Linked DNA regions of Homo sapiens: region 2 is linked to region 1. Evidence: read pairs that join two places in POLR2A ChIA-PET (ENCODE). Cell type or tissue: Caco-2. All regions are shown on one strand. Region 1 overlaps STAG1 (STAG1 cohesin complex component). Region 2 overlaps STAG1 (STAG1 cohesin complex component).

The links. Peaks named below come from ENCODE experiments on the same cell type or tissue, not always from the same donor. Only the 100,000 strongest peaks of a DNase experiment are listed, where the experiment ranks them.
Region 2: POLR2A ChIA-PET joins it to region 1 with 6 read pairs; 2 of 35 experiments call an interaction of 5 or more read pairs at or near these places.

Annotation. Positions count from the first base shown.
Region 1 is chr3:136,402,146-136,407,145 of GRCh38, reverse strand. All of the region lies in intron 21 of STAG1 (STAG1 cohesin complex component), which reads left to right. Among named protein-coding and RNA genes, the nearest start is that of PCCB, 150 kb to the right of the region's middle. In Caco-2, no CTCF peak of the experiment used is centred here; no DNase peak of the experiment used is centred here.
Region 2 is chr3:136,614,465-136,619,464 of GRCh38, reverse strand. All of the region lies in intron 3 of STAG1 (STAG1 cohesin complex component), which reads left to right. Among named protein-coding and RNA genes, the nearest start is that of STAG1, 140 kb to the left of the region's middle. In Caco-2, no CTCF peak of the experiment used is centred here; a DNase peak (open chromatin) is centred at 2,214.

The sequences.
Region 1 (5,000 bases):
CTGAGGCAGGAGAATCGCTTGAACCCCAGAGGCCGAGGTTGCAGTGAGCTGAGATTGCGCAACTGCGCTCCAGCCTGGGCAACAAGAGCAAAACTCTGTCTCAAAAAAAAAAAGAGATTGCAAAAAGAGAATATAATCTCTACACCACACTGTTAATATGTGATTTTTCTTTTTACACTTCCTTGTTTCCAATATTTGGAATTTATATGTAAGCTTGACAATAAAATTTCAGAGTCTTGAATTGCCAAGGATTAATGTGCATTAGCCTGCTTCGTATCCATTCTTTGGGAAATCTTTTAATTCTTTAATCACGGAAGTTAACCTTTTACTGCTTGAATTTTTTACTTGAGTTTTTCACGCTTCTAATGATATTTTTTATTTTTTTAACTTATGATATAGCATCCTGCTAATAATACAGTACATTGATTGGATAATCAATCCCCTATTTCCTAGAATTTATTAATCTTTTCTCTTTACTCAATCGTTTGCTACTTTATATCACTGAGGATTTGCATCAGTGTTTATGTATTTCTTAATATTTCCTTAAAAATGTTACAGTGAATTTTACTCTGCCATATTATTTTGAATTATTATACAATAAAAATGACTAATTTTTTATTTATGTACAGTCTTATGAATTTTAATGTGTTTAGATTTTTGTAGTCATCACCATAATCAAGATACATAACAGTTTCATCATCCCAGAAGACTTCTTCATGCTATCCTTTTATAGTCATATGCTCACCCCAACTGAAGCTCCTGGACATCAGTGATTTGTTTTTCATTACTATAGTTTCATCTTTCTAAGATTTCCAAATAAATGAAATCATACAGCATGTAACCGTTGAGAGCATGTCTTTCACTGAGCATAATATCTTCCTGAAAGTAATGTTTTTGACATTAATTCAAGTTGTGTGAGTCAAAGTTGGTTCCTTTTTACTGCTGAGTAATATTCCACTGTGTGGATACTTCAGTTTGCTTTATCCATCCGGCTACTGAAGGACATTGAGTTGTGTCCAGTATTTGGCTATCACAATTAAGTCTGTCATGAACATTTGTATGCAAATTTTTGTCTGAATTCATAAGTACTCATTTCTATTAAGTAAATGCCCCAGAGTAAAATTGCTAGGTTTTATGGTAATTATATATTTAACTTTATTAGAAACTGTCAAACCATTTTCCAGAGTGGCTGTACCATTCTGCATTCCTGCTAACAATGTATGAGCTTCAGTTATTGTGTATCGTCATTGGTACTTGATAATCTTTACTTTAGCCATCCTTCTAAGTATATAGTGGTATCTCATCATGCTTTTAACATTTTTCCTTTTTTTTTTTTTTTTTTTTTTTTTTTTTTGGAGATAGAGTCTCATTCTGTCACCCAGGCTGGAGCGCAGTGGCACAATCTGGGATTACAGACACCTGCCACCACACCCAGCTAATTTTTTGTATTTTTAATAGAAACGGGGTTCACCACATTGCCCAGGCTGGTCTTGAACTTGTGGGCTCAAGCTGTCCACCCACCTGGGCCTCCCAAAGTGCTGGGAGTACAGGCATGAACCACCACACCTGGCCTAACATATTTTTCCTAATACTAAAGATGTTGAGGCTGGACGCGGTGTCCTATGTCTATAATCCCAGCACTTTGAGAGGTCGATACAGGCAGATCGTTTGAGCCCAGGAGTTTGAGACCAGCCTGGCCAACATGGTGAAACCCTGTCTCTACTAAAAATATAAAAATTAGCTGGGCATGGTAGCACACATCTGTAATCCTAGCTACTCGGAAAGCTGATGCACAAGAATTCACTGAACCTGGGAGATGGAGGTTGCAGTGAGCCGAGATCATGCCACTGCACTCCAGCCTGGGCAACAGAGTGAGACTTCGTCTGAAAAAAAAAAAAAAAAAAAAAAAAAAAAGAGGTTTTTTCATGTGTTTATTTATTTGCCAGCCTTATATCCTCTTTGGGAAAGCCATATTGATTATTTATTTGCATCTAAATGCTCATTTTTTGAAGAGGATGTTAATTGTCGCTCATATTAACCCAGTCTAAAAATGATAGACCAATATTGGCTATCAGACACAATTAAGTTTAGTTCACTCTTTTATCATGCACATGTCCACTAAAAAGTTTGAGCCTCCTTCTATTTAAGGTCTCTTGCCAACAGAAAAATAGAAGAGCCCAGATTTTCCACTGTCATTACGTGGATTTTTAGGTTTTTAAACATGTCCTATAGGTGTGGGTAATATGCATGTATACACACACACACACACACACACACACACATATATGCATAATTATTTTCCTTACTATTATTCTCTAGTCTTAATTCAGACTTTGTTTTCCAGGTAAACTCAGTTTTCTAAACTTAAACATTCCAGAAGCTTTACATTAATTAGAAAATTAATCTTCAAGATGTGTGATATCTGTCATTAGCCACAAGCTGAATGATTCTCACTGATTCAGCCAGCTAGTCAGAGATAAAAAGGTATAGTTCTTTTAAAGAACTATTAAGGAAAGGGACTAATAACAATTTTATTTTGATTAAAGTAGTGCTGGCTGCTATAATCAGTTAATTTCAAAATCTGAGTGGCTTAACACATAGAAATTTATTTCTCACACCCATAACCGTAAAGTATCATTAGGGGGAGTAGGGTGTTAATTGCTCTCCCCAGTCATTCAGGGACCGAAGTTTTCATGGGGTATTGGTGTCCTGGCAGACAGGAGAAGATAAAAAGATAGAAAAGGCACTCCTACTTGTTAATTTGCCTAGAAATGTGCAATACACATTAGCGTTTCCTCCTAGGAACACCATTTCCTCATGGAAACAGGAGGGCAGAGAAGATGGGTTGGAAGAAATTATTAGTCATCAGACTAATAATGACTTGCTGTCATTTGATGATCCTCTCCAGGCTCAGAGCAATGTTAATCCAAGGCAGAAAGAGTATGGTACTCAAGGTTGCAACAGTGGCTTTTGCCTTTTTCAATTTTTTGTTCCTTGTTTCTTGTGTCATTTGTCCTCCAGAAAGACGAAGTTACTGAACAATGATTTCTGGACAAGTTAGGATAACATTGCTGGTGTGGAGGACAAAATATCAAAATGGCTAAGAGTGAAGCTTGACAGGAGAAGTTCTAAATGGTGTCTGATAAGCTATATTGTTATAGAATTATGTCTGCGAGAAAGCAGAATGTTTCCAAGTCAATAAGAGCAAGCTTTTTATTTTAAGGTAATGCAGTGGAGTCCCTTTAAAAGTAAACTTAAAAGGAATACCAATGTGTGAAACAGATTAGAATGGAAATTCTATATTTGAAACAGGTAATGGGATGGCCAAGTGTCTCTGTTCCCTCATAACCCCTGACAAGAAACTTCTTTAAAACTATGAAACAGCCTGAAATATTTATAGTGTAGAATAATAGAAAAGTAGAAGGAAAGGAAGTGATATTTATAATGAGTAGGACAATGACATAACCAAAATAAAGCAATTCTTCAACATTACTCTTTTCCAGCTTAATTTCCCATTGATTACTATTAATTTATATATCACTCTTCTAGTAATTTAACAGATAGGGTTGTTTCAAATTCAAATCTTGTCTTTTCCATTCAGACCTCATTATTATTGTACTTAATATTATAATTTAGAATTTACCTTAAGGTATCTCAGGACCATTGAACATCTTCTAGTGTATTAGGGTAATTTTTTTAGCACTAATGTTTATAACTTGACAATGTTCCAGTAGTCTATTTTCTGCATTCTGACATGAGTCAATCATTTAATTATGTTTAATAAAATCCTGACATCATCTCATTAATTTTGCACCAAAGGCAGCGCACCACTTATTCCTCTAATTCTTTTTTTCTTCCCTTTTCCTTTTTCTTTTTTTTTTCTTTTCTTTTCTTTTTTTTTTTTTTTTTTTTTTTTTTTTTAAGACAGTCTCACTCTGTCGCCCAGGCTAGAGTGCATTGGTGTGATCTTGACTCATAAAACCTCTGCCTCCCAGGTTCAAGTCATTCTCCTGCCTCAGCCTCCTTAGTAACCAGGAATACAGGCATGTGCCACCATGCTTAGCTAATTTTTGTATTTTTAGTAGAGACAGGGTTTTGCCATGTTGGCCAGGCTGGTCTAGAACTCCTGACCTCAGGTGATCCACTCACCTCGGCCTCCCAAAGTGCTGGGATTACAGGCGTGAGCCACTGCACCCAGGACCAGGTCATTCCTCATACCTCCAATTCTTAAGAGTTATTGTCAGTCTCAAGTAGGCACATTGGAAGTATCTTTTGCTTGAGTGATCTGAAACCTGAAAATTTATTATTTTTTTTTCTTTTTTAGACAGAGTCTCACTGTCACCCACGCTGGGGTACAGTGGCATGATCTCGACTCACTGCAACCTTCTCCTCCTGGGTTAAAGTGATTCTCATATCTCAGCCTCCAAGTAGCTGAGACAGGCATGTGCCACCACACCCGGTAATTTTTTATATTTTTAGTAGAGACGGGGTTTCACCATCTTGGCCAGGCTGGTCTTGAACTCCTGACCTCAGGTGATCCACCCGCCTCGGCCTGCCAAAATGCTGAGATTACAGATGTGAACCACTGTGCCTGGTCTGAAACCTGAAAATTTTAAAGTAAAATCAGCTAGGCCGGGCACGGTGGCTGACACCTGTAATCCTAACACTGTGGGAGGCTGAGGTGGGCAGATCATGAGCTCAGGAGTTCGAGACCAGCCTGGCCAACATAGTGAAACCCCATCTCTACTGAAAATACAAAGATTAGCCGGGTGTGGTGGCACGCACCTGTAGTCCCAGCTACTCAGGTGGCTGAAGCGGGAGAATCACTTGAACCCGGGAGGAGGAGGTTGCAGTGAGCCAAGACCACACCATTGCACTCCAGCCTGGGTGACAGAGTGAGACTCTGTCCCCCCCAAAAAAATTAAATTAAATTAAAAAAATAAAATCAGCTCTAACTCTCAACTAGTTCCTGCAGCATTCTACTTATTGATTTTCCTTTT
Region 2 (5,000 bases), 210 kb before region 1:
TTAACATTGCAAATCGCCACCTCTACCCAATATGACTTAACTGTTTTCCCCTTGCGCTAACGTAACATACATTTTACTTACTTGCTTATTGTCTCTCTCCTACAACTGGAATGTAAGTTGTGTGAAGGCAGGAATTTTTATCTAGTGTGTCTTCTGCTATTTACTAGTGTCTGACCTGCAGTAAGTGTTCAGTAAATGTTTAATGAGTGAATGGTGTTTTAATTTTGTTAAATAAGCACTGCCCCACCCCCTGCCCTTTGGTGTTTAAAAAATTTTTCATTTTGAAATAATTTCCAACACAGAAGGATTCTAAGAATTCTATGAAGAATTGTCAGCTGTCCTTCATGCACATTGTCCTAATGTTAGCATTTTACTACATTTGCTTTATCATATTCCCACTCTTTGCTTCTGTCTTCTCCTCTATGTATGTACACACATATACACATGTAAATATGGATTTTTTATGACATATGCAGAGATAAGTATTTTGGTATCTATTAGTTTTGAACTGTTTTGGAGTAAGTTGCAGACATGATGTTACTTTTTTTTTAAATTCAGTATTGTTTTGTAGAATATCTCTTCGCAGCACTTTATTTCTAATAGTTTAGTGTGTATTTCTTTGCAGTCAAGGACATTTTTTCTTACATAACCACAGTACAGTTATGAAAATATGAAAATAATATTGATATAAGAATGATATCTATACATCTCATTTAGATTTTGCCAGTTGTCATAATCTAATCCCTTAAAGAAAAGAAAAACTATTCTTTTCCTGAATCAGGGTCTAGTCCAGGATTTTATGTTGCTTGTAGTTGTCATGTAAATCAGCACCTCTCTAACCTTAACCCCTCTTTAGTCTCTCGTGTTTTATTATGGATTTTTTTCTCTTAGTGAGAACCAGCACTTCTATATTCTCAACATTATTTAACTTTCATATTTGCATAGGCTGAGTAGGAGAGGTAAATAATGTTGTATATAAAGTTTCAGTGCTGCAAAAGAAATAGCACTTGAATATAAAATGTTCTTTTAATTCTCAGCAAGGCAAGGTACTTCTATAGAAGGGTGCGCCCTTACAGATGGAACAATGGTGAGTGCACACTTGGACAAGGGAGGGGAAGGGGTTCTTATCCCTGACGCATGTGGCGCCTGCTGCTGTGTCATTCCCTTATTGGCTAGGGTTAGACCACCCAGGCTAAACTAATTCCGATTGGCTAATTTAAAGAGAGTGACGGGGTGAGTGGTTTGGTGGGAAAAATGGTTATGACAGAGCAGGTGATCGGAATGAGTCAGGGTGGAGCAGGTGATTGGAATGAGTCAGGGTGGAGCAGGTAATTGGAAAAGGTTGCTTTATGAGGAAGTTAAGTTTAAAAGTAGAAGGCAAAGAATTGAACATACTTTTCTTTGAAAAGAAATTTAGAACTCATATCTAACAATAAAAAGATACAGTTTTTATTTTTAAATGTCTATTCATACATAGAAGATGGAGAATGCACAACAAAAGATTAATGAGTACCAGAAGGGTAAGTTAACAGGTCACTTATAAAAATTGGATCTTTAAAATTATTTGGTAGTTTAATGTAGACTGTTGGGAATTTCATAATATTCAAATTCCAAAGTTTTTTTTTCTTTTAAATACCAAAATTTTTATTTGCCCACCCTCTTGGTTTAGCATTATAAATCAAATCAATCTCTTTTTGACCCAGCGTTGTGATAGGAACCACCATGTTACAATGTGGTGGCAGATGTCTGCTAGATTTTTTCTGGCTCCTCTCAACCTCTGACTGTCACTTCTTTTGTCCTTTCTTGGTTGTCCTTTAACAATCTGTTATAACTCCTGTAAAATAGAGAGTAAAAGTACCAACCCTGTTGTTACCAGGTTTTATGAGGACTAAGCTAGGACTAAGTCAATCTTTCAGGAACATTCAGACTCCAGTGGTTCCTCCTTGATCTTCAGTATAGCTCCTTATCTGTAATGGGCTGAAGAACCATTGAACTGATAAACCAGGCACATGGGTATAAGTCCATAGGCCAGGTGAAGGCCTGGATATAAAATATATGGACTTTGTGATGACCACTACCAACATCCAGCCTAAAGAAGGACTGACTTAGCATTTCCAACACCAATGATCTCATGGTTCCCTGTAGATGTCTCCCTTGTACCTCCATTAAGACCAGAGCTTGAGGAAGGGCCTCTCAATTTCCCCTGCTACACTTGGAATAGTATGAGGGACTCAGCAGAGGCTGGAAACTGAATGACCAGGCCCAGGGAGTTAATGTGGGACACTGACAAACCAATTGCAGAGTTGGTGCCATGTTGAGCATTTATGTTAAAAATTCTTAACTATTCTAAACCATGCTGACATGAACTGTTTTGCAAGTAAGTTTTGCTGTATAGCCATTGTTTTTTTTAATCCTAAATTTCTAGAAGTGAAGTTTGTTAGTATATGCTGTTTGTTTTGAAAGCTTTTGACATATATTATTGCCTTTCACACAGCAAAATATATGGGTATATGCTATGTTACTGCTTATAATGGTTAAGTCTTTTCTAATTTTTAAGTGGTGAAGTTTAAATCAGTACTTTCTATATTGTTCATTATTTGTGAATAAAGGTGGTATGATCACAGCTCACCACAGATTCGATTTCCCAGGTTCAAGTGATTCTCCCACCTCAGCCTTTGGAGTGGGACTACAGTCATGCATCACCACACCGGCTAAGTTTTTGTAGAGGCAAGGTTTCGTCATGTTGCCCAGGCTGGTCTCAAACTCCTCGGCTCAAGCAGTCTGCCCAGTAGGACTCCTAAAGTGCTGGATTACAGGCATGAGGCACTGGGCCCAGCCTATTTATAATTTTCTGTACTACTTTTTCTATTTTTATTTTTCTAAGAAACAAAGATCTCTATAAAAAATTTTTTTGGAGCTTAAATGTGCACTCTTTTGTGATCACTTTAGGAAGTATATTAGTTGGACTTCTTTTTAAGCTGTCTTTGTTGTTTTCTTAATTTTTCATTTAGAATTTTCTTCTACTGACTAGACTAGTTTTTAGTTCTGACTTCCTTAATTATGTTAAAGACTACCACAGTTCCAAGAACACAGAATTAAGACCTGAGTCATTGTTACATTTCCTCATCTCCAAGTCTCTTGTCCTGTCTCCTTTATCTATTGAAATTTGAGGTCTGATGACTTTTTTTTTTTTTTTGAGACGGAGTCTTGCTCTGTCGCCCAGGCTGGAGTGCAGTGGCGCGATCTCGGCTCACTGCAAGTTCCGCCTCCCAGGTTCATGCCATTCTCCTGCCTCAGCCTCCCGAGTAGCTGGGACGACAGGTGCCCACCACCATGCCTGGCTACTTTTTTTGTATTTTTAGTAGAGACGGGGTTTCACCGTGTTAACCAGGATGGTCTTGATCTCCTGACCTCGTGATCCACCCGCCTTGGCCTCCCAAAGTGCTGGGATTACAGGTGCGAGCCACTGCGCCCAGCGTCTGATGACTTTTACTTTATAAGCTCACTGTGTCTTCCACATCTGTCCTTTATTTTACATTTCCCAAGTTTGTATCTTTAGGGCTTACTTTATTGGCAGCTGTACTGTTAGCTTCCTACCTTTGGTCTTTGTCTTTTTCTATTTCATCCTTTTTAATAGTGCCGGGTGGGAATATGTTTTTTCTTTTTTTTCATTTTCTTTTTTTTTTTGATTTGGAGTCTTGCTCTATTGCCCAGGCTGGAGTGCAGTGGCACGACCTTGGCTCACTGCAAGCTCCGCCTCCCAGGTTCACACCATTCCCCTGCCTCAGCCTCCCAAGTAGCTGGGACTACAGGTGCCCACCATCACGCCCGGATAATTTTTTGTATTTTTAGTAGAGATGGGGTTTCACCGTGTTAGCCAGGATGGTCTCAATCTCCTGACCTCGTGATCTGCCTGCCTCGGCCTCCCAAAGTGCTGGGATTACAGGCGTGAGCCACCGACCGGCCACGAATATGTTTTTTCTTATTCAAAAAGCAGGCAGTGCCCCCACTCCTTTTTTTTTTTTTTTTTTTTTTTTTTTGGACAAAGTCTTGTTGTCACCCAGGCTGGAGTGCAGTGACACGATCTCAGCTCACAGGCAATGCCATTTTATGAAAAAGTGTGGGGTATCTTCAACTAACCTAATATTACACCTAATATTTTATTGTATTTCCCTGTTCACAACTTTTTAGTCAGGTATCTATCTGTCTCTTGTTTTTTCATGTATGGCTTTTGCTTTCCCACATTCACACCATTGCTCATTGTGTTTTTTCGTTCTGGAACCCTTGTTTTCTAAATTCTACATATGCTAATCTTACTAATACTAATTCTTAACTAATTTTATGAGTTCATGAAGTCCCAACTTGCAGCATAATTTTTTTGTGAAACTTTTCCTGCTTCTCGGTACTAAAAATAATGTTTCTCTTAGAAGGTTTTTAGCACTTATCATAAACCAAAATTCCATTAAAAGTATCTTTGTATACTATAGTTTATTATTTTATATTGCACGTATTTATCTCTTTATCTTTTAATTGTGTATGTATAAAATTTTTGCATTATGCAGTCCCCAAAAAAGTTAATATATATTATTTGTGATACGGTGTGGATTATTTCACATTCACAGCTCATTATGCCAGATAAGGCACAAAGGTTAAAGAATGTTTTTGTATCTTTGTTTCTTAAAACTTCTAGGAAAGTCATTGCACATTCATACTGCAACTTAACCTATTCTAGAGCTTTGGAATAGAGTATTTGGGATAAGTTATTTTCCTACACAGCAGGGCTAATTTGTGTATTTAAAACAGTTTACTAGAAATGTAGATACACATTTAAATTGAATAGTATACAGTTGTCCTAAAGATTGCTGTAAATTCTGAGATTAGATTGCATCATTTTTATATAGGAACAGTGAAGATTAATGACTTCCTATGTATATGTAACATATTTTCCATGAAATTCATTACTTACTGTGTTGCTGCAGGCTTTCTTTCAGGTATTTCAG